2 separate regions of the Homo sapiens genome follow, and region 1 is linked to region 2. A link is a contact called in ENCODE POLR2A ChIA-PET data. All regions are on one chromosome and are shown on one strand. Each heading gives the region's core, a stretch centred on a gene start or an enhancer-like site at or near the end of the contact. The rest is flanking DNA. Distances are from core to core; before and after follow the strand shown. Region 1 overlaps KAT6B (lysine acetyltransferase 6B). Region 2 overlaps VCL (vinculin).

What was found. ChIA-PET counts read pairs that join two places held with the same protein, here RNA polymerase II (POLR2A).
Region 1: POLR2A ChIA-PET joins it to region 2 with 12 read pairs in activated T-cell. The contact joins two enhancer-like sites. POLR2A ChIA-PET finds 5 or more read pairs at or near these places in 3 of 52 experiments (B cell, GM10248 and activated T-cell).

The regions. Positions count from the first base shown.
Region 1 is chr10:75,013,165-75,016,359 of GRCh38, reverse strand. The region is part of intron 13 of KAT6B (lysine acetyltransferase 6B); the gene reads right to left. Among named protein-coding and RNA genes, the nearest start is that of SNORD172, 7.0 kb to the left of the region's middle. Within about 2 kb of position 1,684, at least 2 of the 41 ENCODE cell types and tissues checked have a DNase peak (open chromatin) inside an H3K27ac peak, as active enhancers do.
Region 2 is chr10:74,031,893-74,034,717 of GRCh38, reverse strand. The region is part of intron 1 of VCL (vinculin); the gene reads right to left. LOC124902455 (a long non-coding RNA gene) reads right to left here. Exons shown (of 2, transcript XR_007062197.1): 2 at 603-2,825. Among named protein-coding and RNA genes, the nearest start is that of VCL, 35 kb to the right of the region's middle. RefSeq lists an enhancer at 1-21. Within about 2 kb of position 1,282, at least 4 of the 41 ENCODE cell types and tissues checked have a DNase peak (open chromatin) inside an H3K27ac peak, as active enhancers do.

The DNA.
Region 1 (3,195 bases), core at 435-2,934, 980 kb before region 2:
CTGTCTATAAAAAGTAAGCATTTCTAAGCTGTACTGCATGGAACCCGAGTGTGCCTCACCTCTGTTAAGGCTTAACTACTTGCAGTAAAAGAATCAAATCTCATGTTAACTAGCCCTGAGTTTGAAATGGTTAACTCTCTCCCAGTGGGAGAAAATAAAAGTGGTAGAGAGTTATCTCATGTAGACAGATCTATTAGGATAAGGAAGGAACTATCTAGACAAGGTCAAGATATGTTTTTGCAGACCCAAATTCCCAAATTAAATTTAATTCCCAGCATAATAACTGTAATGTTAACGCTCATTGAAAATGAAAATTCCTTCCCTTTAAACTAGGAGTATTCAAGAGTGTAAATGGACCATAGTAGAATAATGTTCTCAGGCAAGGGCATGGATAGGGACAGGGATCTCCCCCGACAGGGGCAGACACCCTCACCCCTGCACACCTCCATCTTCCACTACCTGGAACCAAACCAAACCATATGAACCTCCTCAAACACCAAAGTGTAAACTTTGGCAAGCTACTCACTCCCAACTTCCATCTCTCTGGATTATGTGAGTTTGGGGTCACCAGCTGCTTTTAGGGGATGATAATCTTTGAGGATTACACACTTTTCATCAGACACCTGTTTAGCTCAGCAAATCCTGCTGAAAGGTCTGTATCAGTCGACGGCACTGGGTTTGCAAGCCTGGGAACAGACACGAGGCCAGGGATTTATGGCAGCTTTTGAGCACAGGAAATCTGATGACTCTAACCAAGTTATCTCATGCTTGGAGATGGCAATTCACTGGTTTGTACGCTCATCTGTTCCTGGTTTCTGGTGCAGAGCAGCACTGACCAACTGGATGAATGGCATGTTATCAGTTTAAATAATGACAAATGAACTTGACAGGCTATTTATATCTCCTCGTTTAAATTTTGTGGTGATTTTGCAATTAGTGCAGAAGGATGCTGAACCTTAGTTCTCACATCATTTTAAGAGAACAGCCGTGCTCTAAATGACCTGTGACCTGCCTGATATCTTACTGCTTTCCACTTATTAAAAGATACAGGTGCCTCCTTGGCAAAGACGGAAATTTTGAATTTTTCATATATTTTACTTTTAAGAGATTGGTGTTGAAACAAGTTTAAGACCTCTCTCCCATAAGTCCTATGGGCATGACATAATTATATAAGAACTTGAATAAATGCTGTTTATCAAGATCTCAGTGTGGAGACCTGTGGCATCAACATCACCTGAGAACTTGCTAGAACTTTAAATTCTCAGAACCTATCTCAGACCTGCTGAATCAGGATCTTTGGTGGGGAGAGGCAGAGCCCAGCATCTGTGCTTTCAGAAGTCCCCCAGGTGATTCTGATGTACCCGAGTTTGAAAACCACCACTAGAACCCTGCTCTGAAGCTGCTGGCTTTGATGAGGGTGTGGCCACTTAAGAGACAGTAGGACTGAAGAATCTCAAATAGGTAAGACCTCACTCAGCTCCTTGGATGCAAGATAATTGGAGAATGGACTCGCCAAAGCCCCACCAGACTGAAATTTGGCTAGAGGTCACTGAGTTGCCAAATCGCTTCGTGCAGATGTTCTACACCTCTGCTTCTCAACTTCCATTGTGCAGACAAACTAGTTCTGGTTAACAGCATGGACTCCGGTTCAGTAGGTCAGGGGTGGGGCTTGAGATTCTGCACCTCTAACAACTTCCTGTGCCATGGACCACACTTGAATAGCAATGGTTTATACTTTAAATCGGTAGTTTTCAAATGCTTTGGCCTCAGCACTCAGAGAGCTTTTGCTTTTAAGGGCTCTATCTATTAATTTTACTGAGAAATTTGACAAATATTTATTAATTCATCTAAAAGATAACGATAAACCCATTATGTAACATTTTTTTAAATTAAAAAAAATCCTATACTTTCTAAAATATAAATAAAATTTATAGTGAAAAGAGTGGCATTATTTTACATGTTTTACAAATCTCTTTAACTTCTGGCTTAAGAGAAGCCAGTTAGATTCTCTCTTTCTCTCTTTATTTTGTTCTTTCTTTTTCTTTTTCAAGAAGACAGGGTCTCCCTATGTTGCCCAGGCTGGTCTCAAACTCTCAGGCTCAAGCGATCCTCCCACCTCAGCCTCCCAAAGTGCTGGGATTACAGGCGTGAGCCACTGCACCCAGCTTGCTAGATTTTCATAGATTGCTTTGGTATTGAGTCTGCTGTGATATCACAGGTCATGACATTCTGGAAAACTCCTCTGTATACTCATGAGAAAATGAAAGTAAAAAGGAAAAAGAGTATCTTAGTACTACTTGGAAAATAATTATGACCTTGTAGACTCCCTGAACCATACTTTGAGACCATGTGCACTAAACAAAGATGAGTTTTTTAAAGCTGGGTAACAGGGCACCCGTATTTTAAAACAATATGTCATATATTGCATACAATACGACAGATCGTGAGAGGCTCTATGGGTGGGTGGAAAGCATGGGCTCTGGAGCCAGACTACCCAGAATGGAATCTGGGGTCCACCATGTACCAGCTGTGTGACCTCAGGGATTTTATTTAACCTCTCTGTGCTTCAGATCCCTCATCCATAAGATGTGAATAATAACTGTACCTAACTGTTACAGTTCTGGTAAGGATTGAGTTAATATGAAACATGCAGAACAGTGCTTGACGCATCACAGTAATCCTAATAAGTGTTAGCTATGATTATTATTCAACATACTGAATGAATCAAGTCTCAAGGTGATCATTTGGGTAACTAAACATCCTTAAGGTAGGGGAAAGAAATAAAATTTGGACAGAAGGGAAACAACAGAGACAGACTGCTCTATAGAATCAGATTGAGAAAAGCTAACTTTGTTTTCCTACTTTTGCCTGAGGAACCTAAAAACCATTCCATGAACTCAGACAGAAGCTCTCCTCTCATCCCACCCTTCCTTCCTCTCCCCTCCCCCCAGCTAACCACCCAGATATCAATTGAATTAAAGAAAGAGGCTATGAAAAAAAATTCTGCCTCAGGAGTGGTCTTAAGAAATGGCAACAAAGTTCCCAGCAAACACAGTTCTGTGCCCCCAAATTCCCTTTGGCCCCTTAGTCCTTAACTTCAAGGACTACCCTTAGGAAATGGCTAGCCCATCCAACCACAGAAACAATGACTGCTTAGGGCTTCAGCAGAGCCCAGGGACAGTCCCAAGACAGATG
Region 2 (2,825 bases), core at 33-2,532:
AAAAACTAAAACTCTCTAATCTACTCTGATTTCCAACTTATTCATTTAATCAAGCACTTAATGAGTACTTCCCATGTGGGAGGCACTGTGTCTGTCACTGTGTGATGGGGATACAAAAGTGAGACTCAGTCCTTGTTGTTCGTTGACAAATGCTTAAACAAATAAGGCAATGCAGTGTAATGCATGCTCTAGTAGAGTTACAACCAAGTTTCTGCTCTGCGTAGGTGAGGTACAGGAAGTTTCACAGAGGAAGAGAAACTCTAGGAAGGCAGAATAAGAGTTCTCCAGAAGTAATGGAATTCAAGGTAAAAAGGAGGGCTTTCTAGTTAATAGGGCAAGATATGGGAAAGCATGGCCAGCTCAGGAAACATAGCTGGAAAATGGGGTACTGGGTAGAGAGGAGATGTGGAGAGGACAGGAAATTGGAAAAGCAGAAAGGGGCCACATCATGGAGGGCCTTGTATGCAATGCAATAGACTTATCCTCTAAGCAATGGGGAATTATTTAATTATTCTAAGTAAAAGACATTGTTAGGTCTGCATTTCAAACAGAAAAATTCAGCAGCAAGAATGGATCAGAGCGAAGAAAACTCGGAAGACAAGTTCATTTGTGAATTCATTTATTCAATCAACAAATATTACTTACATAACATGCAATGTACCAAGCATTACAGACAGTGATGAAGAAAACACACATGGCCCCAGATCTCATGGAGCTTACAGTCTTAGTGAAAGATAAACTACAGATTAACTGTAGCAGAAGCAGCAGCAGTGTGAATGGAGATGAGAGGGCAGGTGTAAAAAAGGCAGCCACATGACACTCCATGTGGAGGGTGAGACAGAAATCTAGGATGGCTCCCAGCCCCTGGCTCAAGTGACTGGGTCAATTGGTAACATAGGAAGAAAACCAGCTCTGAGAGGGAAAGTAATTAGCACTGGGATATTCAGAGGGAGTTGTCCAATAAGCAACTGAAAAGATGGTTCCTCAGTTCACTTACCGGGACTAGAAAAATTGATTCACAAGTAACAGGCAACTCAGACGTTCTAAAAGCCATGGATAATGAATGAAATCACGACCCAACACCACCAACAGATAAGTAGCTGGTGGAAGAACAAGCTGGTGAAAAAAGCTGGAAAGAAAATATCAGAGATAGGGGCAGGGGGATCAATAGAACTCTGTCATAAAAGCCAGAAGAATTTCAGGAACAGTCAATAGTGTCAACTGCCACAGAGAGGTTAATGGTGTCGTTAAGACAGTCACAGAGTTGTGCAACCATGACAATTGATTTGTGAACATTTTCATCACTCCAGAAAGAGACCTAGTAACTATTAGCAGTCAACACCACCCCCATTTAGCCCTAACCCTTCCTCACCACCACCTAATCTTAGGTAAACACTAATCTACTTTCTCTCTACAGATTTACTTATTCTAAATATCTGATATAAATAGAATCACATAAGATGTGCTCTTTAGTGACTAGCTTCTTTCATCTGTGCTATGTATCAGTACTTCATTTCTTTTTATTGCCAAATCATATTTCATTGTATGGTTACATCACATTTTGTCCATTCATCAGTTGATGGGCACCTGAGTTGTTTTCATTTTTGGGCTATTATGAATAATGCTGCTATAAACATTAGTGTACAAGGTTTTGTATGAACATGTTTTCATTTCTCTTGGTTATAAACCTAGGTATTCAATTGCTGGGTCATATGGTATCTCTATGTTTAACCATTTGAGGAAATGCCAGACTATTTTCCAAAGAGGCTAAACCATTTAACATTCGCAGCAGCTACATGAGAGGGTTCCAACTTCTCAATATCCCTGGCAACACTTGTTATTATCTTTTTAATTACAGCCCTCCTACTGAAGCGGTATCTCATTGTGGTTTTGACCTGATGGCTAATGATGCTGAGCATCTTTTTATGGGTGTATTGACCATTTATATATCTACTTTTGAGAAATGTCTATTCAGATACCTTGCCAATATATATATATATATATATATTTTTTTTTTTGAGACCGAGACTTACTTTGTTACCCAGGCCGGAGTACAGTGGTGCAATCTGGGCTCACTGCAACCTCCGCCTCCCGGGTTCAAGCGATTCTCCTGCTTCAGCCTCCCAAGTAGCTGGGACTACAGGCATGAGCCACCATGCCTGGCTAATTTTTGTATTTTTTTGGTAGAGACAGGGTTTCATCATGTTGGCCAGGCTGGTCTCAAACTCCTGACCTCAGGTAATCTGCCTGCTTCGGCCTCCCAAAGTGCTGGGATTATAGGCATGAGCCACTGTGCCTGGCCCCTTGCCAATATTTTGAGTTATTTATCTTTTGCAAATATTTTTCCCAGTCTGTGGGTTGTCTTTCCCTTTCTTGATAGTGTCCTTTGCAGCACAAGCTTTTAATTTTGATAAAGGCCAATTTAAGACTAAAATATAGCTTGTCTTTTCCTTTTTCTTTTTTTTTTTTTTTTTTTTATTCTGAAACAGAGTCTCTGTTGCCCAGACTAGAGTGCAGTGGCATGATCACAGCTCACCACAGCCTCTACCTCTTCAGGCTCAGGTGATCCTCCCACCTCAGCCCCCTGAGTAGCTGGAAGTACAGGTGTATACAACCACACCCGGCTTTTTTTTTTTTTTTTTTTTTTTTTTTTGAGATGGAGTTTTGCTCTTGTTGCCCAGGTTGGAGTGCAATGGCGTGATCTTGGTTCACTGCAACCTCTGCCTCCCAGGTTCAAGTGATTCTCCTGCCTCAGCCTCCCAAGTAGCTGGGATTACAGGCACGCACCACCACGCCTGGCTAATTTTGTATTTTTAGCAGAGACT